Linked DNA regions of Homo sapiens: regions 1 and 2 are each linked to region 3. A link is a loop called in an ENCODE intact Hi-C map of the cell type or tissue named here. Cell type or tissue: PC-9. All regions are shown on one strand.

Region 1 (8,000 bases), 59 kb before region 3:
GCGACAGAGTGAGACTCCATCTCAAAAAAAAAAAAAAAAAAAAAAAAAGATGTTGGTTTGAGTGCCTTTCATAAGTTAACAAGCAACGGGAAAACAGCTCAAATTTCAAAAAAGCATTTAGTTCATTGCCTCTGCGATAAGCCTGTGCTTTCCAGCCCAGGAGAGAGAGTCCATATGGCAGGAGGCCTTCCTCATCTCCTGGTGTGCCAAGCTCTCACCTTTCCTTTCATGCCTGTGCTTTCCAGCCCAGGAGAGGGAGTCCATATGGCAGGAGGCCTTCCTCATCTCCTGATGTGCCAGGGTCTCACCTTTCCTTTCATTTGGCTGGAGCTGTGCTGTCCAATACAGTAGTCACTAGTCACATGTGACCATTAAGCAATGGAATGTGGCTAGTCTGAATAAAAATGTGCTTTAATGTAAAATACACATTTGACTGGGAGATTTAGTTTAAAAAATGTTAAATACTTCAAATTTTCTATATTGCTTATGCATTAAAATGATAATATTTAGAATACATTGTGTTAAAGAAAATGTATTTTTAAAATAATTTAACTGACTTATTTTTATGTTTTTAAAAATGTGGCTCCTAGAAAATTTAAAATACATGGCTTGCATTTGTGGCTCCCATTATATTTCTGTTGGATAATGCTGGGCTAGCATTTCCTTCCAGATGAGCTCTCTCTGAAACCCAGGTGGATGTGTTACCTGGAGATGGCTCTAGTTAACCTGCACAGATATTGTTTGAGAGGGAGGATCTCTGGTCCTCAAGCATTGGCACACAGATTATTTTTCTGTTACCCCAGAGGATGGAGTCATGGAAATCAAAGTTTGGCAAAAAGTGATGACTGCCAATTAATTTTATTTGCTGGGGAATGGGTGATTTCTTGCCTGAATGCACTACCACAGCAAAGCTGCCCCACCTTAAGCAGGTGTGTAGGTACCCAGGTAGCAGGCTTTTGTATCCGTGACTGACAGTAATGTTTCTCTCAGTCCCTAAGCTACTCCTTAAACTACATAAGAAACTGATTCAGGTGGGTCGAAGTGAGTTTCATCAGGAGTAGGAGAAGGAAAATGGCAGCAAAGTGGCCAGGGAAGATGCTGAGGAGAGGAGCAGTGAACAGTGGGGGATGCAGGGCCTCAGCAGGGGGCAGGGGTGGAGGGGGGTGCATTGGAACCTCACTGTGCCTGTCTGACGTCTTCTTCCTCTTTGACTTCTCCTTCCATCTTTTCTCTCCTCAGTTTTTCCTCTGCTTTTAGAATGAGTTATTTTCAACGGATTTGTACAATGAAGAAAGGAGTTTAGTGTCACCCCTGGTCAAACTGGTCAAAACGTTTTTAGACAATGCAGTATAGGTAGAGTTCACCCAGCTCTAATGATACAGCAGCAAAAATGCGGCGAAGCGGCATTGCATAGGCAGTCACGGTCACTAGGACCACATCGCCCTTCTGGAAGAGAGTATTACAGGGAGAAGGTGGAAAGAAAATGAGAGGAGAAGCAAGTGTCTAGGCAGCTTGGGCTGCTATCACAAAGTACTACAGATGGGGTGGCTTAAACAAGAAACTTTTTTATAGTTCTGGGGGCTGGAAGTCTCAGATCAGGGTGTCAGGATGGTCAGGTTCTGGTGAGGACTCTCTTCCTGGCCACCTTTATGCTGCGTCCTCACATGGCAGAAAGAGAGAGACCAAAACCTCTCTCATATCTCTTCTTATAAGGGCACTGGCTGCATCATGAAAGGCCCACTCTCATGAACCCATCCAAGCCTAATTATTTCCCACAGGCCCCATCTCCAAATGCCATCTAGTCGGGGGCTAGGGCTTCAACACAGGAATTTTGATGGAGACATAATTCAGTCCATAGCACAAGAAGAGGACAGTCAGAAAAGGGGTAGAGTAGATGCTGAAAAAAAGAGAGATGGCATGAGGATTCCCATTGTACTGTTCTCATGTATTAAATGAAAATACTAATAGACAACCTAAAGACATACTAAAATTAAAAAAATTCTCATACAAGTATATTTTACTACTAGTCTCTTTACACATATAAAACACAAATATTTTGTTCCATTTCTAAATACATTACAACTAACAAAAGTGTTTAAAACTCTTTAGCAAAGTGGGGGACTTCAAGAGCCTCAAGTCCTATTTGTATTGGAAAGTGCCCAAGGCCACCCCAGTGAGTTTTCTAGAATCTACCACTAACCATCTCACTCCTCTCCCCCCATCTAGTCTCCCTCATCTGTAACAGGAAGTGATGTGTGTCCCCAAAGTCCTGACAGCTCTACATGTCCCACACTTCACACACCTGTGGTCCCTCATAGGCTTCTGCTGGCAGCTCAGTCTTGCCAAGGCGGGTCTCCCGGAAGCCTGGAGGTGCTGTTATCTGACCAGATTTTCTCAGCCTTAACCCCACACCCACAGGATCCAGGAAACCCAGAGATTGCAACAAGAAAGGCTCTTCTATGTGAGACGGAGGAAAAACCTGATTAGCAACAGTGAGGGTATAAACTCATCACTTTCGCCACTACTGAAGGGGTTTTTACAGTCATACATCATTCTTCATCATTTTCCCTCTTTCTTCTATGACTTAAAATAGATGTAAGTCAGGACTGAGAATGATGGTGTACAGTTCTCGCAAAAAGACTATAGGGGATGGCCGGTGGGAATTGGGCAGGGTTAGAAAGATTTAGTGAGAGGAGAGGCAGTCCCAGCATTCTGCCTTCGGCTGACCCAGGCTGTACTCACTTTTCTATGTCAGCCTTGAAAGACCAAAGGCCCAGAAGAAAATATGACCTTGCCTTTGGCCATTTCCAGCTTCCTGTTCTTCATACCCTCAAAACCTTTATGCTCTGAGAAAAGTGACATGTGAAAGTTACATCAAAAATGACTAATAATAACTAAATAGATAACAATAGAGGTGACTGTAGTTGAAGGAGTACCTTAAAAGACTGAGCGTTGACTACATTTTTGGGGTGATCTAGCCTCATCTGCTACCAGTATAGGAATTATTTCTGTAACATCTCTTTGATAATTTTTTTTCTTTTCTTTTCTTTTTTTGAAACGGAGTTTCGCTCTTGTTGCCCAGGCTGGAGTGCGATGGTGCGATCTTGGCTCACCACAACCTCTGCCTCCCGGGTTCAAGCGATTCTCCTGCCTCAGCCTCTTGAGTAGCTGGGATTACAGGCATGAGCCACCACACTCGGATAATTTTGTATTTTTAGTAGAGACGGGATTTCTCCATGTTGACCAGGGTGGTCTCGAACTCCCAACCTCAGGTGATCCACCTGCCTCGGCCTCCCAAAGTGCTGTGATTACAGGTATGAGCCACCGTGCCTGGCCTCTCTTTGATAATTTTCTAAGCAAGTGGCTCTCAGTCACTGGTGTCCCTCCAGCTCTTCAGAGGTTGGCTGCCAATTGTAATCAATGAGTTAAAAATCTGAATTTTGTGATCACTGCAGCTGTACACTGTCACAGAGAGACCTGACAGAGGGAACACTGCCATACATAGACTGGGAAAACAGTGGGGCATCACTTGTTGCTAATCAGAGCAAGAAGGAGTGGTTTCATATTAGGTCAACATACCTAGAATGTGTGAAAACATTGCTTCACGAGTCCAAGATGTTAACACTTTTCTGTAAACAGTGATGCAGGGCTGAAAAGTGACCCAATGAATAGGAGGAAGAGTTCTTTTAGATTTTCTAAATACTTCTTGCTAAAAAGGGATATTCCCCTTTTGATTTCTTTATGGGTGCCACCAAAAAGTATGCATTGAACAGAGAAATGCTGAGAAGCACTGATCTAATTTCTGACCCAACTACCTCTAACAATGGGAAATATACTTGTTGCTAGCCAGATCCCAAGTATCCTCCATAGTCATCTTCTTGTTCATTCATTCATCCAATAATTATGTTTGGGAACCTGCACATAGAGAATAAATAAGATAAAATGTTGGCTCCACAGCTGCAGCTTCACAGTGAAGTAGGGGAGGGGCAGCACTGAGTTAGGCCCTAAAGGGCATTTGGGATTAGCCTAAACAAACACCTCAGCTGGGTACTCACTCATGAAGGTTTACTTTTCCCTCTGCCTTTCAAGCTAATGACTAAGGCTGCCAAGTATTTACTCAACAAGAAAGACCCAACAAGGATCACCGGTGAGGTGATTAAATACCTCATTCCACCAGAGCCACCCAGGATTGCTGTTTGGATTAAAAGACAATGTCAGCTTCCTCCTCTGTACAAATGCCCACTACTCTGACTCACTATGGGGCTGGTTTTGAAAGTTATGTATTATTTGTCTGCAACCACCACAGAGTCCAGGGTCATCTCTTGCCATACTTGGACTTGCACATACTTGGCACAGCTTTAGGACATATTCTTTAGAAATATATCCCTCCCACTTAAATTGACAAACCTAAACAAAACTTTTTAGGTTTTCTATCCTCTAGATTTTTACAGTGAACGTTTGCAAATGGCTATTCTCTGAAATAAATGATTCACTTATTTTTTTTGTATTGTAGTACAAATATTTTTCTTTTTGAAAATCAAATTAGTCCTATGTCTTGAAGTTTCATCTGTCCTCCCCTTTTAATGTTTTTACTTGTAAAGAGACCAATCTATAGTGCCAAGTGACTGACTTCAAAGGTACTTCAATTTCCTTCCACTAAAGCTGTCAACATTTAGGATCCATCTGAAGTAGGCACGTGTTAATTGATTTGGAAAAAACAAGCAGCATTATAAGAATACAATTGGTTGGCAAAGAGGTTTGGTCACTAAAAAGAATTAAAATGTAGTATATAAAATTAGCTAGAAACTTTTGATAATATAATGAAGATCAGTCTTATAATAGTTATATTTTAGAGGAAAAATTCGAGATGTAATGGCACAGTGGAGAGAATATATGTTTTCACCTAGCAACAGGCCCAAACCTGAGAGTTTAAGAAGATCTGTCTGTTTTAGTAAGTGACTTAGAAGGGAACAAATACTTAGTTGAGATCATGATGGAAGGGCTGCAGCCTGAATGACATGGGGTAGTGCTCCTGAGAGCAGTGGATCAGAGAGCCTGTAGAACACCCAGTGAAAAGGAAAACAAGAGGCAAGAGAGACCATGTAGGAAGCAGTTGTTGCCTACTGCTCATCTGGGCCTTGAGAAGTTGTGGTGCCTGCATATCTCAGTCTGCTTAGGATGCCTTAGTTTATAAACAACAGAATTTTATTTCTCATAGTTCTGGAGACTGGGAAGTTGACGATCAAAGTGCCGGCACGTTCATTGTCTAGTAAGGACCCATTCCTCATAGATGGTGCCTCCCAGCTGTGTCCTTATATGGTGGAAAAGCCAATAGGCTCCCTCAAGATTCTTTTATAAAGCATTACTCCCATTCATGAGGGCTCTGCCCTCATGACCTTGTCACCTCCTAAAGACCTTACCTTTTAATAGCAACCCACTGGGGATTGGATGTCAACATACATATTTTGGAGGACCACAAACATTCAGACCCTAGTACTCCACCAGTCTCCAGACCAGAGTGAGGGGCCTGGCTGATGAAGACACTTCTAGGACTTGTTTATGGTTTAGTGAACACGTAGAATGAATGAAAAACACTTGTCTCTAACCACTCGCATCACTCATGTGGCAATTAGATGCTCTCACGGTGAGAGGTGTGTGGGAGTTAAGCAGACCAAGAGAAATACAGATTCCTATCTTACTTCTTATGCTCAGTCTGAGGCATATACTCACTCCAGTGCCCATGCTCATCATTTATTTAAGTGGTAATTCCCTCTCGCCTAGTATTTAAGTATCGCAATAGCTTCTTCTCTGGTCACCCTGCTTCTGCTACTTTAGGCTGGTTTCAACTCTGCACAGAGAGGTCCCATCAAAATATAAGTCAGGTCTTGACACTCTCGCCTACAATCCTCCAGCGACTTTTCGTCTCATGCAGACCAAAGTCTCACACTGATCTTCAAGGCCCTATGTGATCTGGGACCTCTTTACTTCGATAGCACGTAACCTATTCCTCCTTCCTCCTCTCCAGAGTAAATGCAACATTTCCTCTGCTACATTTCCACAATTCTCACTGCTGTTCTACCAGGCCTGGCATGTTCTTATCCCAGGGACTTTGCATTTACTATTTCCTCTGCCTGCACAATTGTATACCTGAGGCATACATGGCTAGCTCTCTCAGTTCCTTCAGGTCTTCAACCCTCCAAAGTCACCTTCACACAGTGAAGCCTTCCCTGGCCATCTTACCTACAATTTCAACCCAAGCCCCATTGCTGAACACTTCACATCCATGTTTTCTGCCTTGTTTTTACTGACATGCTGTATCTGACTATTCTAGATCTGGTTTTTATCTTGTTTGCAGTCACTCTCCCCTCGTGGAATGAAAGCTCCATGAAAGCAGAGCTTTTTTATTGTTTTGTTCAGTACTGTATCCCCTGTGCCCAAAATAGTGCATGGATTGTAGTGATGGTCATTTGTCAAGTGAATAAATAAATGAAAGTTAAGTGCATATATAACACAAATCACCTAAGAAAGCATCAGCCCGAAGGTTACAATTGCTGTATCTTTAGGGTGGATACAACAATATCCTAGATTCCCTCCCCAGGAGTATTTTTTTCTTCAAATAATGCTTTCACTACTGCATTAGAAAAAATAAACTGGTGGCCGGGCATGGTGGCTCATGCCTGTAATCCCAGCACTTTAGGAGGCCGAAGTGGGAGGATCACCTGAAGTTGGGAGTTCGAGACCAGCCTGACCAACATGGAGAAACCCTGTCTCTACTAAAAATACAAAATTAGCCGGGCGTGGTGGCGCATGCCTGTAGTCCCAGCTAGTTGGGAGGCTGAGGTGGGAGTATCACTTGAACTTGAAAGGCAGAGGTTGCAGTGAGCCAAGATCGTGCCATTGCACTCCAGCCTGTGCAACAAGAGTGAAACTTTGTCTCAAAAAACCCACAACAAACTGTTGTCATTGCATGTAATATCACTGAGTTTACTTTTTTTTTTTTTTTTTGAGACGGAGTCTCACTCTGTTGCCCAGGCTGGAGCGCAGTGGCACGATCTCGGATCACTGCAACCTCTGCCTCCCAGGTTCAAGCGATTCCCCTGCCTCAGCCTCCCAAGTAGGTGGGACTACAGGTGCGCACCACCACTCCCGGCTAATTTTTTTTTTGTATTTTAGTAGAAACAGGGTTTCGCCATGTTGGCCAGGATGGTCTCGATCTCCTGACCTCGTGATCCACCTGCCTCGGCCTCCCAAAGTGCTGGGATTACAGGTGTGAGCCACCGTGCCCAGCCTACTTTCTTTTTTGATAGAAAACAGAAAGTTAGAAAAATTGATCCCCTAGATGTCTTCCCAATCTAGGATTTAGATTTCTATAAGCTGTAAAAATTGTTCCCCAAGTCTGGCACTGGGAAATCTCTGTTAATATGGAGAATCCAAGATCTCATCCTTGAAATTCTGCTTGAGTGACTCTAGAAGGGTGCCTGGGAATCTATATTTTTACAGAGCTTCCCAAGGAAATCTGATGATCAGCCAGGTTTCTACAAGTGAATTTCTGCTGACCTGCAAGATTTATGGTGAACCAAGATTTGGCTAAATCCTAACAGGTAGGCCAGAAATCACCAGGCAAGCCTATTCTTGACAAGGCTGCAATATGCACAGCTGGAGGAGGGAGAGCACATCTATTGTGCTGGCTACTTGACAAAGCTTTGCCTTTAAATGTTACTAGCTGATTGAATGCATCCATGGTCCTTGCAACCCAGCCCCGCTGCTTTAATTAGCTTACATCCCAACAATATCTTGCCAGTTCCAATTTGGCTAAATTATCTCCAGAACATACAGAAAAAATGATGAGTGTTCAGGGGTTTGTTTCTGTTTTTGCTTCCATTTCTGTTTCAGTGGATGAATAGATCTATTTCCTTAGACTCTCTTTTCCTTCCTATGGGTAGGGGTGGGAAAGAGAGGATGAGCCAGAGGGAGAGGAAGGAAGAGATTGGACTTTGGGT
Region 2 (8,000 bases), 970 kb before region 3:
AAAGTTACAGTGTTATAATATTCTGTTTTTCTGTGTATTTACTATTTACCAGTGAGTTTCGCACTTTCAGGTGATTATTTATTGCTCATTAATGTTCTTTTCTTTCTGATTGAAGTAATCTCCTTAACATTTCTTGTACGACAGGCCTGGCATTGATGAAATCTCTCAGCTTTTGTTTGTCTGGGAAAGTCTTAATCAAGGATAAGACTTCATATTTTAAGAATATTTTTACCAGTTATACCATTCTAGGGTAAAAGTTATTTTTTTTTCAGCATTAAATATGCCATATCACTCTCTTTCTGGCCTGTACGGTTTTCACTAAAAAGTCTCCTGCCAGATGCTTTGGCTCTCCATTATACATTACTTGTTTATTTTCTCTTCCTACTTTTAGGATTTTTTCTTTATCCTTGACCTTTGGGAGTTTGATTATTAAATGCCTTGCAGTAGTCTTTTTGGGTTACATCCACTTGGTCTTCTACAACTTTCTTGTATTTGGATATTGATATCTTTCTTTAGATTTTAGAAGCTCTCTATTATTATCCCTTTGAATAATTTTTCTACCCCTAACTCTTTCTCTGCCTCCTTTTTGAGGCCAGTAACTCTTAGATTTGCGCTTTTGAGGCTATTTTCCAGATCCCGTAGGTGTGCTTTGTTTTGATTTTTTATTCTTTTTTCTTCCATCTCCTCTGGCTGTGTATTTTCAAATAGCCTGTCTTCAAGTTCGCTAATTCTTTCTTCTACTTGATCAATTCTGCTGTAAAGAACTCTGATGCATTCTTCAGTAAGCCAATTGCATTTTTCAGCTCCAGAATTTTTAATTCTTTATAATTATTTTAATGTCTTTGTTAAACTTATCTGATAGAGTTCTGAATTCCTTCTCTAGGTTATCTTGAATTTCTTTGAGTTTCCTCAAAACAGCTGTTTTGAATTATGTGACTTAAATGTCACATAACTCTGTTTCTCCAGGATTGGTCCCTAATGCATTATTTAGTTCATTTGGTGAGGCCATGTTTTCCTGGATGGCTTTGATGCTAGCAGATGTTCTTCAGTGTCTGGGCATAGAAGAGTTAGGCATTTATTGTAGTCTTCACTGTCAGGGCTGATTTGTAGCTGTCCTTCTTAGGGAGACTTTCTAGATATTCAGAAGGACTCGAGTGTTATAATCTAAGCTTTATCTACTTTAGGGGGCACCCAAGCCCACTAACACTGTGGTTCTTGCAGACTCATAGAGGTACCACCTTGATGATCTGGATTATCAGGCACAAACTCTTGTTCTGTTTTTTTACTTTCTCCCAAACATACAGCGACTTTTTCTCTGTTCTGAGCCACCTAAAGCTGGGGGTGGAGTGACACAAGCACCCCTGTGACCACCATTACTATGACTGTGCTGGGTCAAACCTGAAGCCAGCACAGCACTGGGTGTCACCCAAGGCCTGCTGTAACCACTCCCTGACTACTGCCTATGTTTACTCAAGGCCCTGGGGCTCTACAATCAGCAGGTGGCAAAGCCAGCCAGGTTTGTGTCCTTCCCTTCAGGATGGAGAGGTCCCCCAGGCCCTGGATGGGTCCAGCAGTGCTGTCTGGGAGTCAGGGACTAGAGTCAAAACACTTAGAAGTCCACCTTGTGTTCTATTGTGCTGCTGCTAAGCTGGCATTCAAACCACAAGATGCAGTTAGCAGGCGATGAATACTCCCAGGACAGGGCCCTTCCCTTCTGGCCCAGAGTGTGTCTAGAAATGTCACCTGGGAGCTGGGCCTCGAACGTCGGCCTCACAACTCTGATTGATGCCCTATCCTGCTATGGCTGACCTGGTATCCTAGATGTAAGAAAAAGTCCTCCCAACTCTTCCCACTCCTCTCCTGAAGTGAAAGGAAGGGGTCTCTTTTGGAGCCACAAGCTATGCAGCCTGGGATTAAAGGAGGAATGATGCCAACACTCCCTTGACTGCCCCAGCTGGTGTCGCAGTATGTCGCATGCACCCCCAGTTCACTGTCTCTGGTCCTAGTTCAGCACTAGGACTTGCCCTAGAGTTGCAGTCCTTATGGCCTAGCCTTTCAAGTTTAGTTGGAGACACAATGTGCTATAGCTCTTGGTGGCAAGGTTTGCAGGCACTCAAGTTGAGACCACTGGGATCCACGATTCCCTTCTGGCTAGGGCTGCTGTTAATTATCCCTCTGTGGGTGGGCGTCACCTGAGTTAGCTCTGATTTTTCTTTCTGCTGTAACAGAACAACACTGAGTTCAGTGCCTCACAATTGCTGTGTTCTCACTCTCCCAGCATCCAGAGATGCTCTCTGCACCATACAGCTGCTGGCGGGGTGGGGGAGGGGTGGCATCACCAATTCAGGACTGTTTTTTCTATCTGCAGAGCATCTTTCAGTGATATGAAGTTAAAACCAGGTACTATGAGTGCTCACCTGATTTTTGGTTCTTGTGAAGGTGCTTTTTCTGTGTAGACATTTGTGCGGATGGCCATCAAAGGAGCTTGCTATTCTGCCATCTTGCTCCACTTCACCTCTGTACTTTACTAAGGCAGCCCTAGAAAACCAATAGAGATACTAAGGTGGATGTTCATTAACTCGCTAAATATTTAGATGGTCTATAACACTCTAAGCACTGCACTAAAACAGGCATAGAATGATGAGATGCCTCAGCCCCTGTTCTCAAGGAACTCATGGCCAGAGTTTAGTGGTCAAAAGCAAACAGAATATCTCTTTTTATCACAATATTTGAGGTCAAGTAGAGGACAAACATCATTGTCCCACTTGTAAAGATAAAGAATAAAGGAAGGGAGTTTAAGTGACTTTTGAAACAGAACATCACAAAGGTGGATTGAACTTTTCTCAATTTACCAAGGAAAAAATAGTTTCATTTATAAGTTAAGGGTAAGGGACAGTGAGAGTAGAAAGCCTCTTTTTAAGCTAGGGGTCATTTTACATATTACATAATGTGTGAAACATTGAAGTCTAAACATTTGTCTCACTCTGCCATTCTCATACTCCAACCTCATTTATATCTATTTGTTCCTCTCTTTACTGGTAGTGTGCTTGTAAGATATTATGATGGTGGGCTCAACAACAACGGGGATAAGAACAGAATTGCATTGCATAACTATGAAGAAGACCCTAGTATGATGATCATTAAAAAGTATTTTAGGTGCAGAGAACATATAGTATTGAATTATTTCTTTAAGTAATTGGATTATTTGCCACTTTTACTCTCAGCTGTGAGAAATAATCGGCAGTGTTTGAAATGACACCATCTCTGCAGGACTGTCAATAATTATATAGGCTGTCTGGTGATTTTGCCAAGTTTTATGATGATTCCCATGAAGACAAATACAAGATTCATATTAAAGGGATGTTTTATGCTGTGCAAAAATTGACCCTGAATGACCTTTAATATAAACAGTTAGGGTATGGTATGGACTCCAAAAAAATCTCTCTGCTTTATTGTAAATGTATGCTAACATAAACGACACTATAAGATACTAGCATTAGGATAGCAATTTGATTTGTGTGTCTTTCAAGCACCCTTTTTCTTTTTGTAGAACATATCAAATACTTATTTATCCATTAGAGGGCAGTCTTCCACAAATTTTAATTCTGACATCACTTGGAAAATTTAAATGGTCAATTTACTGACACAATAGTCTCTCAAAAGCCTTAGAATTTTTTCATTATTTCAAAAATTATTTATTCATAATTTTGAAGACACTACACATTAAGTCTTCATATAGAATGTAAATTCCAAGAGCACATTACATATGTTTGTTCATTTATGTGGTATTTGTGGTAAGTGATCACAAATGTACAAAATATTTGCACCATTAAGCTGATACTGATAAGGCTATGTAATAAAATGTTAAGGCTTCAATTATTTTTTGGGCTTTGGAAACTCTTTCTTGTCTTCAGATTTTTACTGGTCCATCTAAATATTTTATCTTTTTTTATTTTTCTGTATTCTAGGCACAGAGAGAGCAGCCTACAACTCTCTGTAGTACAGTATTATCAAACCAAAGAAAACTAATGCATAAGGAAGGTTCTAGAAGGAAACATTCACTGATGTAGTGATGACCTCCAGACAGAAGTATGTTTAAGGAAAGGTAAAGGAAAACTTGCACTATTAGCTTTCCATATTTTTGTAGTTTGAATTTGATATAACAAGAATATGTTTGTATAAAATGATGAACCGAGTGGCATCTTTCATTTCAAAAATGTTATTACTTCAGTTAAACCTTATAGCTCTCTTTTCATCCCAAAGAAATTGTTATAAAGGTATTTTTGAGGGAAACATTCTGTATACAATCACAGATATTGGATTTAGAAGCAGAAGACAAAGAATAAAATAAATGTTGGCATTTGGGAATTTTTACTATTGGTATTGTTAAGTAGTTTGGGGGATTTTACAATTTAAAGATAGTAAGTCTCCAGTGAACAAAGATTTTCACCATTCCTAGTTCTACAAAAAAGTGTTTTTTAACCTATAATAAATTTAATACTTGGAACAGAAAATATTACAGAAATAAGAAAAACTTTACAACATAAAATTAAAGGCAAAAACTTTGACTTTTTACTCCAAGTAGAAGTTCATATGCAGATAGTTATTCAGTACTTATTCTAGATACTCAATTAAAAAGGAATTCAATTAAATAGGAACAATGATTGATTTCTGCAAGCTCCTTAATTCCATGAGGTAAATTCAAAGCACATATCCTGTCTACTCCATTGTTATGCCCTTCACCACTTCCCAAATCTTTCCACATTTTATTCATGCCCACAACCATCTTAGTTTTTGATTAGGCTTTAGGAGATGCACTAATAGGCACATCTAACCATCTGATATTTTCGCTTTCCAGATTCTATTCATGAACTTGAAAGCTGGGGGATCTTTTTTAATGACTGGAAGTAAAGAGGAGCATATGCTTTCTGAGAAGTTTCCTTTTCTAACTGAATGATTTGGTCCTCCAGACTTCTGTCTGTAATAGGGCTGAAAGAGCAAGTTCCCAAAAGTTAAGCTATCTCTGGTCAAAGACCTCAGTTATTTGGAGCATTTACAAATGGTAGCCTGGATTACTTCTAAGAAATTAATAAATAGAATATAATTCTTTTTCATATTTGTAGAGTCATCCAACAATATTAACTTCACTCTCTACTCATGTCTCAAATCTATGAGTAATGTACACTTTGTTTGTTGGGACAGAACTGGTGAGTGAAAATGGCCAAAAGGGAAATCTGTGGCTTGGGAAATTCTGTGAGTTTGATGGCTTAATAGCAGTATGAGATAACAAGTCTAGACTATATAAATTGAAATGCTATTATATGCTTTAAAACAATGGGAAGATCTGGAAAATGCATTTACCTAATTCATTTCATGCCTGTGCAAATACCAGAAAACTTATCTGCAGGATAAATGCAAATCGTAACACTCATGCATTATTATCATTATTTCCGAACGTTTGATCCTCAAAATTAATTAATTCACCCCATTAGTTTGTCTTTTTAAGCCCACAAACAACAGTCTTTAGTTTCTTCTTAATTAGGTTGGCTGGTGTGAATTGAGCCAGTTGAGTGCTGGTGTTATCCACTCAGCTGACCTGAGTTTGATATCAAAACTGTGCCAGAGTTGGGTGAGTTTCTCAAGAAAAATAAATACCTTACTTTCTGCCAGGCCACAAGGTGGGGCATTAAGAATATGTTGACATATTACATCTTGAGAAATGTACAAAAACCTAAGAACTGAGCAAGAAGAGGAAACTGAGGCCTTTTGGGGTTGACAGGTCATTGGGCTCCCTCCAATGTTCCCACTCCCACAGAACTTTTTCAAACCATGACCACTCTCAAGTTCTCCTAGTCTTGCCAGCTCTCACTCAAAGAAAATGGCCTCTCCTGTTGCTTCCTTGGGAACAGTTTTGTTGGCATGAACTCCCTCAAGTTGTCTCCTTTCCCGCTACAAACTTAACCTTATGTTTTCTAAGTCTCATCTCCTTTTTCAAAAGGAGGCCTGCCTCCACCATTTCTCTAGTCTCTCAGTATGTGATCTTCATCCCATCCTCTTCTATCCAATTACTCCTTCAGAACCTTGTTTCATCAATTATTATCCTACTTTCCCTTAACACAAGATCATATTCAAATTTTTTGCTTCAAACAAATCCCCAAACTTTCCTTGGTCACCCATATTCTTTAAAAATTGTCATCAACACATAAACATCTTACCTCTTTAAAAATCTTCTTGAGTAAGTAGCCTACATTTCCATTCTGTTATCTTGACTTCAATCTACCACCACCAGCTATGATCTTATTACTCCTGAATTTTTAATGGAAAATTACCCTTGTAATGTTTCCAATGCATAGTTGAATCAGTCCGTTCAACACTTGAAATTTCTGCAGTATCTGACCCTGACCATACCTGAAATTATGTCTGTGAATGAGTCTGTGACATCACACTCCTGCCTATTTCTCAGACTTTTTCTTTAATGGTTCCTATTTTTCTCCCAATATAGTAAACTTTAGGGTACATCAGAAGCACCTGGAACATAGGTTGCTAGATTCCAACCAAAAGTTTCTGGTTCACTAAGTCTCGGGTAGGGCCTGATAATTTGCATTTTGATTCTGATGCTGCTAGTCTAAGAGGCCCACATGTTGAGAACCACTGCTTGAAACAGATATATTCAAATTTTTTAATCTGCTTTGCTTCTATTTTATACTTTTAATTAAGAGAAACTACCTATTTCCATGCTTCATCTGTTACTTGTATAAGAATGATGCCTCCCAACTCTATGTGAAAGGCCCAATCATATCCTCTCCTAAACTCCTCACCCAGGTTGCCTACTACCTCTGCTTAAATTATAGGGACCCTCAGAATCAACATGCCCAGTATGGTACACGTTGTGTCCTACATCCCAAATGGGCTTCTCCATTTGTGCACTTATTCCTACGTATCATAGGCATCAACCCACCTGCACAAGGCAAAAAACTTGGAGTCAGCTAGACTTCCCTGGCCCTCAATCCTTTTCACCTCACATGTAATGATTCACAAGTTTTTCTTGCAAAACATGTAATGGTTACAGATAGAATCCTGTCAATTCTACCTCCAATATATTCCTCAGCTTGGGTTTTCTCCAGTTTTTCTTGTTTACTATATCACAAATGCATTCTACTTTGATTCTCTGCTTTCATTATCTCCCATCCTGTTCTAAAATTCATCTTTGTAAAATTAATATCAGATCATGTCATTTACCCCTTATTCAAAAACAAAACTTTTAATGACTCTGTATTATCTACAGTATAGAGATACAGTGACTTAGTATGACATTCAATATTCTTGATAATCTAGCCCCCACCTAACTTCATCTTATGGTTTTCCCTCTTGCTTCCTGATTTATGGTTATGCCTGACCACTACCACATCCAGAATCAATCACATAGAGTTCATTCATGTCTATATGCATGCTGGATTCTTTCCTTCTGCATGTCATCCCAATTCACCAGCATTCACCTGTCTTCTGACTCTCAGCACAATTAACTGCTTTCTCTTAGACTCTCATGCCATTTTATCCATATATCTTTTAGAGTTCATTCCACCTGGTATTATGGGCCTTTGTACATACATCAGGCTACATTGCCAGGTTAAAACTCCTTGAAGGTCTGAACTGTACATCAGTTATGTTTGTATCCATAGTGTACAGCACAGTTCTTGGCAGACTGAAGGCTTGCAAGAAATATTTAGTTGAATTGAAGCTCTGTAGTCAAAAAAACTTCATAAATTGGATAGGCAAATACCCATGAGACCTGGATTTCTAGCCAATGTGGCTGGTACTTGGATTTCCATTTCTCTTTCCACAGCATTCCCAGAGCTGGAGTAAATGCTCAAGTGCCACGGGGGTGCCCTAACTTGGATTTCCTAGTGATTAGCTCCAAGAGCATGTTCTAAACTAGTTTTGTATATTGTATTTCCTGAAGCCCTAACTCTTCAACTTCGTTTTGTCTGTTGAGATAGAAC
Region 3 (8,000 bases):
TTTTTCTTGTAAATTTGTTTGAGTTCATTGTAGATTCTGGATATTAGCCCTTTGTCAGATGAGTAGGTTGCGAAAATTTTCTCCCATTTTGTAGGTTGCCTGTTCACTCTGATGGTAGTTTCTTTTGCTGTGCAGAAGCTCTTTAGTTTAATTAGATCCCATTTGTCAATTTTGTCTTTTGTTGCCATTGCTTTTGGTGTTTTAGACATGAAGTCCTTGCCCGTGCCTATGTCCTGAATGGTAATGCCTAGGTTTTCTTCTAGGGTTTTTATGGTTTTAGGTCTAATGTTTAAGTCTTTAATCCATCTTGAATTGATTTTTGTATAAGGTGTAAGGAAGGGATCCAGTTTCAGCTTTCTACATATGGCTAGCCAGTTTTCCCAGCACCATTTATTAAATAGGGAATCCTTTCCCCATTGCTTGTTTTTCTCAGGTTTGTCAAAGATCAGATAGTTGTAGATATGCGGTGTTACTTCTGAGGGCTCTGTTCTGTTCCATTGATCTATATCTCTGTTTTGGTACCAGTACCATGCTGTTTTGGTTACTGTAGCCTTGTAGTATAGTTTGAAGTCAGGTAGTGTGATGCCTCCAGCTTTGTTCTTTTGGCTTAGGATTGCTCTAGAAAACCCCATTGTCTCAGCCCAAAATCTCCTTAAGCTGATAAGCAACTTCAGCAAAGTCTCAGGATACAAAATCAATGTACAAAAATCACAAGCATTCTTATACACCAACAACAGACAAACAGAGAGCCAAATCATGAGTGAACTCCCATTCACAATTGCTTCAAAGAGAATAAAATACCTAGGAATCCTACTTACAAGGGATGTGAAGGACCTCTTCAAGGAGAACTACAAACCACTGCTCAAGGAAATAAAAGAGGATACAAACAAATGGAAGAACATTCCATGCTCATGGGTAGGAAGAATCAATATCATGAAAATGGCCATACTGCCCAAGGTAATTTACAGATTCAATGCCATCCCCATCAAGCTACCAATGACTTTCTTCACAGAATTGGAAAAAACTACTTTAAAGTTCATATGGAACCAAAAAAGAGCCCGCATCGCCAAGGCAATTTCATTTTATTTTTTGAGACAGAGTCTTGCTCTTTCACCAAGACTGGAGTGCAGTGGCACGATCTCAGCTCACTGCAACCTCTGCCTCCCAGGTTCAAGCAATTCTCATGCCTCAGCCTCCCAAGTAGCTGGGATTACAGGGATGCATCACCATGCCTGGCTAGGAGATATTGGTTTTGCCTATCACTCCTTTCCAGTAATGAGATATTCCTTTAAGAAAGTGGATTTCTCCTAATCCAGCTCTGTGCTTTTCGTAGGAGCTGCCAGCTGGAGCATTCTCCTTCCCCACATTTACTCCCTCTACCCTGCCACCCAGTGGTGGGGACATGACCACAGTTTGTTCAACCTTATTTCCTCAGCCCTGGCCACAAAGATTGGTTCATATCCACAGATGGGTACCCAACCTAAGCTAGGACTGAGTTCTTTCTTGCACTTTCCAACTAGAGTTAGTGGAAAAATGCTTTCTTTCTTCCCTGGAGATTATATGATAAGGAGGGCAGCCCATAGCTGCTTGTGGCCATATTTCCATTCTCTTCTGAAGTCTAGCCTGAGAGAATCAAGTCTCAATGCAGAGAGAAGCAGAGGTGAGTGACACCGTTTCCTGATGGTACTTTAGACTGGAATCCATCTTTAGAGAGAAGCAGAGATGAGTGACACAGTGTTTCCTGATGGTACTTTAGACTGGAATCCATCTTACTCCAAGGCTAGTGCAATGCTCTCTCTTGGTTTGTTTACATGTGCCGGTAAATCACCCTTTCTCCTTAAGCTGTTATGACTGGAGCATCTTTCATTTGCAAACAGAGGTCTGAGAACCCAAAACAAACATTTTACAAGATAATCAGGGGAGTGGTGGTGTTCTAGGTCCAGAAATATGTGTGTGGGGGGGTGGGCCAGCCCTCATTGTCCTGTGATTAAATAGGGGTCATTGTGTATTAAAGTTACTGGACATCTTTTCACACTTTATTCTGAAGTGAATTCAGAGGCCAAGGTGACCAGATTTCTGAGAATGCCAGTTAATATTATTCTGGGACAACAATGGCCTTGACAACCTCCCGGACTATTGAATGTGGGTGAGGCTGCAAGGGGCCTGTGGAAGAGCAAGAATGTGCAAATATTTGATTTAGGATCTTAGTGCTAGATGTCAGTCGACTGACTTAGTTTCCCCACCAAATAAGAGAAGCAACATGTAGCTCCAAAAGAAAATCACTGTTTTGATCCATAATGGATCTTACAATGACTGGCTTTATTTAAATTTTAAATTTGCATCTGTTCATAAATACCCATGTTTTTCTATACAGGTAGTTTAAAAAAAAAATCCACAAAAATAAAGAGAATAATGGGCAAAAAAAGGGTAAGATTTAATGTTTTCTTCCCTATCCCAAGCCATTAGAGTTCTAGTCCCTCAGTATTATTTAAATTTTGCCCTATCAAAATATCCAAGAAACAAAATTGTCATTATACAGTAAATAATATTGAAAAAAATGAAACTAATAAGAATTAGAGACCTTGCGATTATATATATATATTTTTGCACCGGGTTTAAAACGCAATTGAAAAGTTGAAAGCTTCTCGTAAGCGAGCTGGGGAACTTTCTCCAATGTGCTCTACAATCATTGTCAGTTTCTTCTAATGAAACCAGTGGAAAATCTGGCTAATGCCTCAGAATAAGGACTTTTAAATGGATAATATTCTGTGACGGATTTTATTCTTTTAGGTTTCATGGTGGTAAAAGCAAATTTACAAACTGCCTTTATGTTGTTTCATTGAAAGAAAAAACTGTTTCAAGTTCACAATGTTACATGGCATTTGAATCCTGGGAAAGCACTATACGAAATTGAAAATGAATATCAAATTCACATGAAAAGCTTTACCATGTAGTCAGGTGCTGGGAGTGTCTCCCTTTCTGAAACTACCACATCGCCTGCTTCCTCCTCCTCCATTTGATTCTGCATTGCTCCTCTTTTTCCACAATTACTCATGAGTAATAAAGAAAGCCAGAGTAAGAACGATGGCATGTTCCTGGCTTTGCAAGAGTGGCACACATCAAAGGAAGACATTTTTCCCAGGAACCACAGCTTTGCAAGAGATTCACCAGGCAGGAGTGAAGTTTGATATTACTGTGACATAGCAGAGGGAATGCCCTGAGTCTCCCAAAGCTGGGAAAGGCACACTAGGGTATGGTCAGCGGCTGCTCTAGAGGGTGACTCTCCAAGTGTTGCTTGTGCAGTGGCAAGGTAACACACATCTCTAAGCCTCTGCTTATTCTTAGGGAATTCTTAAATGTACTTACCTTAGAGGTTATTCTTAGAATTAAATAGACATGGAATGCTTAGCAAAATACCTGGCCCATAGCACTGTATTAATTGTTAACTAGTATTCTTGCTAAAATTACAGTCTGAGATTTGGAGTTTTTTTGTTTGTTGTTTGCTTGTTTGTTGCCTAATGGTGTGTTTATAATTTGTTAGCTGGAGAAGTCTTTTTTTAAAAAGTCAGAACCAATGTGGCTATTAACAATTTTCTGAACTACCCACATTTCATCTCCAGCCAGCCTTCTCTGCTTGTTTCTGGTTCATTTGCCTATTGGTAAAAAAAAAAAAAAAAAAAAAATTCTGTTCTCTTCCCTGTGCCCTAGTCTGTCAGCCTGTGCTTTCAGACAGCTCTGTCTCACTCCAGAGCTCAGTCCCTGCAGGCACCTGCCTTCCTTCTTACGCCCTGCCCTCCCCCTGCTACCACCCAGCTTGTGCAGTGACACTTCTCAGATCTATTTCAGTCTAGCTCTTCAGCCTCACAGACTTTCCCTTAACGAGCAAACCGCTTATTCATTCCCTGCCCCTCTCAAGGTGAAAGTGAATCCAGCCTGGAGTTAGTAGTTCATGTGCTGTCTCTACTGGTGCCACACAGAGGTCAGACCAGGCCTGTAGCCTCGTTTTTTTTGCTTCGTTGCCAATACAACTACATACATCACCCAGCTGACGGGCCAGTGTGGATCTGTCACGTGGTAATACTGACCTCTAGGGGCTGGCTTTCCTTCATATAGAGTCTTTATCTTCTCATTGAGTTCCAGAACTGTGATGGCATTAGCTGTTGCCAAATCAGTCTGTAGTTTTTTCACTTTCTTTTCATGCTTTAGTTTCTTAAAAAAAAAAAAAATAAGAGTTTCCATCACTAGGGACAGACGCATCAAAGAAATAAAAGGAATGAATGATGTCTGAACAAACACTGCCTTTGAAGCCTGCTTAGATGAAACACTCCCTGTTTATCTAGATTGAGTCCTGTTTGAGGTTTGTGAAACAGTGTATGTGCTCCTGTCAGAGTGTTTGAACCCTCAACAAAAAAAAGCCCACTCTCTTCATCATAGTATCTTTTACACTGTTGAAGAGTTTTTACCTGGGTCAGAACCCTGTTGCTTATAATAGAGGCAGTTAGAAGAACTCTACTTGCCAGTTGGCATTTGCCACCGAGGTACTAATGCCTACTAGTATCAGATTTTTTTTCCCATCTGTAAGTAGACTCATATGAAATAGAGCCTTGATTCTAAGTCATTTCCCCCTCAACACCATAATGGTTTGCTTTCAAATACACTCTAAAGTGTGATACGACCACCAAACGCTGGTGTTTTCTGATATTTAGTATGGGATCCATACAGGGAAAGTGTCAAGGGTAAGAAAGCGTCAAGCATAAGAATGGTTTTTAAGCAGTAATGAACAGGAATGCCTTACTCTAAAATAATTTGATTTATGAGATCGAAATCTTTGGGAGAACTGCATTAGGAACTTGTTACATAATCAAAGGATTCACCTCGAGACTTCATGACTCGAAAGTTCCTTTTAGGGTTTCAGAGTAGATTTGATTCATTAAAATTGGATTTATCTGCAACTTTGGAGAAGCTGTCTGTTGTGAAAGGTGTTGCATTTGCGCTTTCGTGTTGCTTTTGTATAGCTACCTTTCCACTGAAGAGCTCACCTTGCCAAGTCTTTGTGGGCTGGTAATTAGGAAGCCGGGAAAATAATCTACTAACATTTCTTATCAGACATAAATCTTGAGATAGGGAAGGGATGGTTTTTGCTCACTAGGTAAGATCATATTCTTCCCTGGCCTCTGAAGGCACTATACTCAGGCAGTAGGGAACCACTCTCCTCTTTGAGAGTAACACCAGTAAAATCAATTTATCAAAAATGGTCTTAAATAGAAACAGGCCTCTCATTTCAAAGACCCCTCATTTCACTTTTTGCTTTGTTGCCAGTACAACTACATACATCATCTGGATGATTTATGAGATCTAAACCTTTGGGAGGTCACCCAGATCAGGTTATCTTCTAGACCCCAAACAGGAAGATCAGCACTTCACTAAAGCTTAGTTAATGGCATGAACATGGCTAAAAGAAATGTGTTACTCGAAGGAGAATGGTAGTCATGGAACTTCTTTAAGGGGAGTTAGAGGGTAGAATTAGGCAGGGTTCAGCCAGCACAATCCAGGTGAGAGGTACCGTGAGCCACAACACAGAGGCCTGGTTTTCATGGCAGTACTTGTAAAGAGGTGGCACTAATTATTAGAATGCATCCTCTGGGTGTCAGACACGATGCTGGCCAGCTGTTGAAACATGAAGGCTGATAGTCTCTGCCTCCAAGTCATGAAGACCTTCTAATGAATTCCCTTCTTCTGAGCCTCCATTCACTGAAAGCCTTCATAATTTGGCCTGTCATGTAGATTAATTCAGGAGAGACCAAGCTGACCAAGAAATATGTCTGGGTATTTGACAGCTGGACAGCTGTGTTTTTCAATTATTAAGTTGGCATTTTAATATATACCTCTGTCTCTGGTGAGTTGGTTTGGATCAACTTGTTCATGAGGATCTCATCTATCCCAGGCCTGTGGTGACAGCACCTTGTGAGGTCCTGGATGGTAACCATTGACCTTTTCCACTTCAATACTGTTCCATGCTCAAATTTCTACACTTTCTTTTTACAATTTAGAACTTTGGAGATATAGAGTAGGAGGAAGGGCACAGAAATGAAAATTGAGAAAGTGGAGAGAATGAGGGAAAATGAGGCAAGAGAGATTGTGAAGGGAGTGCTAGAAAGTGTCCAAAAAGAACTAACAATAATATGTGTGCTGAAATGTTAAGGACTAGGTGTGCTGATGAGAGCAAGTTGCACTGAAATGCATAAATAAGACAGTTTGATAGAGAAACAATAGATACGTGTTAAACCGAAGATAGTAAAATATTCACTATAGAATCTAGTTTTTGAGTTATATGGGTGTTTACTATATAATTATTTCAACTTTTTTGTATGTTTGCAATTTTTCATTATAAGATATTAGGGGGAGAAAGAACTGAAGATTTATCTTCCTTACATTGCCCCTCCCTTAATTCTTAATAAATGGTATTCAAATTCTCAAATCATGTCACAACTATTCATATGCAGATATGTATTTTTCCAGAAACTTTTCTCAAAGTATGCATTGACAGTAAATAAACACAAGAAAAAATAAATGCAGTGAGGTGAGAATTAATGAACAGTCACTAGGAGCTGGCATGGTGTCTGTCACTAAGAAAAAGTCTTACCAAGCTACATTTTCATTTTGATGGAATAATTTGATGGATAGAATGCAGGAACTCAGTGGACAGACACAGGGGTTCTCAATATCAGTTAAGAATTTCACCTTTCTAGGTACAAATTTTAACTCTTTTTAAAAAAATATTCAATTACCAGACCACTTTGCTGTCTGTCTTTTATGGTGATTATATGTTCTGTCTCTTCTTACTATTATATATTTGTATATTTACCTTATAATCTGAGAAAGAAATTGAGACTATTTAGTTTGGAGAAGACATTACAGCATACAGGGCAGTCATGCAGTTGACTTTAGTTACCTAAGGGACTATTCAAAAGGAGAGGAAGCTGAGTCAAACAATGTTGTTCTCAAGATAACATGAAGAACAATGGGTAGAAACCATGAGGAGGCAGATGTTGGCACAACATGAGAAAGAGCCCTCCACACAATCAGAGCTGCATCCAGAACAGGATAGGATGCATCCTGGCAAAGACCTCCTGCTCTGGGAAAGATCAAGCAGGGACTGGATGGACATCTTCAGGCAGGCCCTTGGTGACCTGTGGGACTTGGGTTGAGAGGTCACTGGAAGTTGGGCTTCCCTCAACTCTTTCCACTTCTGGCTTTCTCCAGCTCCCCGAGGGGCACAGCACATGAGTAAATGGACATCTCAGCCCTCAAAGCCTCCAGGGTTGGTACAGTTGGTATACTTTAAAGATAATTCTGGTATTTGTGAGAAGCTAGATAAGAAGGTTAACAAAGCCTGTGCGTCCCTTAGAATTCAAGGATAATGTGAACCAAAATATCACTTTATTATTTAGCTATAAGGGAGGAGAAAATGAAATTTAAATTAAAAATTGGATAAAAGACTTAGATTGGCTGTCTAACATTTCTGTTGAGACCTTTTGATTACTCAGATACATTTAAAAATAGTTCAACATCTTCATCTTTTTTTTTCTTTTCTCCAGAAAGAACTGCTCTTTGCTATTAATTCATAGCTTTAACCAAGCCCTTTGGGCATTTCAAACAATTCAATTTGCCAACATGTTTTTTATTAGTCATAGACATCAAATGATTTCAGCAACAATAATATTTTCCTTGCTGTTTGGCGTTCACTAGCCAGGCAACCCAAATGTCATACTTGAATCTAATGCAGTCTATTATGGTCTCCTTAGTAACTAGGAACTCTCTTTGGTGATTACTGAAAGGATAGGAAGGCTTTATAGCTTGGAGGTAAATTCCTATTACCGTGCTCTTTTCCTACTTCTCCTACCGGGTGGAAAGAGGGAGGAAATCATGTATTTGTGCAATGTTTTGAAAAGGAAATATCTATTCGTATCATATTGCTGAATGGCTTGCATTATTCCAAG

Evidence for each region. Peaks named below come from ENCODE experiments on the same cell type or tissue, not always from the same donor. Only the 100,000 strongest peaks of a DNase experiment are listed, where the experiment ranks them.
Region 1: it touches region 3 in a loop (3-fold over the local background); 4 of 110 quality-filtered maps call a loop at or near these places.
Region 2: it touches region 3 in a loop (25-fold over the local background); 6 of 110 quality-filtered maps call a loop at or near these places.

What each region holds. Positions count from the first base shown.
Region 1 is chr5:127,931,159-127,939,158 of GRCh38, reverse strand. All of the region lies in intron 6 of CCDC192 (coiled-coil domain containing 192), which reads right to left. It overlaps LOC124901059 (a long non-coding RNA gene), which reads right to left. Exons shown (of 3, transcript XR_007058925.1): 3 at 3,845-3,915. Among named protein-coding and RNA genes, the nearest start is that of SLC12A2-DT, 150 kb to the left of the region's middle. RefSeq lists an enhancer at 3,771-4,424. In PC-9, CTCF peaks have their summits at 3,748 and 3,947; DNase peaks (open chromatin) are centred at 2,428, 3,598 and 4,148; H3K27ac peaks cover 3,415 bases.
Region 2 is chr5:128,840,118-128,848,117 of GRCh38, reverse strand. LOC105379168 (a long non-coding RNA gene) reads right to left here. Exons shown (of 7, transcript XR_001742460.1): 5 at 2,418-2,538. Among named protein-coding and RNA genes, the nearest start is that of SLC27A6, 120 kb to the left of the region's middle. In PC-9, CTCF peaks have their summits at 3,316 and 3,517; no DNase peak of the experiment used is centred here.
Region 3 is chr5:127,871,747-127,879,746 of GRCh38, reverse strand. CCDC192 (coiled-coil domain containing 192) reads right to left here. Exons shown (of 7, transcript NM_001317938.2): 6 at 4,086-4,209. Among named protein-coding and RNA genes, the nearest start is that of CCDC192, 170 kb to the right of the region's middle. RefSeq lists enhancers at 3,711-3,790, 3,801-3,850. In PC-9, CTCF peaks have their summits at 1,227, 1,431 (motif pointing left) and 4,046 (motif pointing left); DNase peaks (open chromatin) are centred at 3,976 and 7,796; H3K27ac peaks cover 1,061 bases.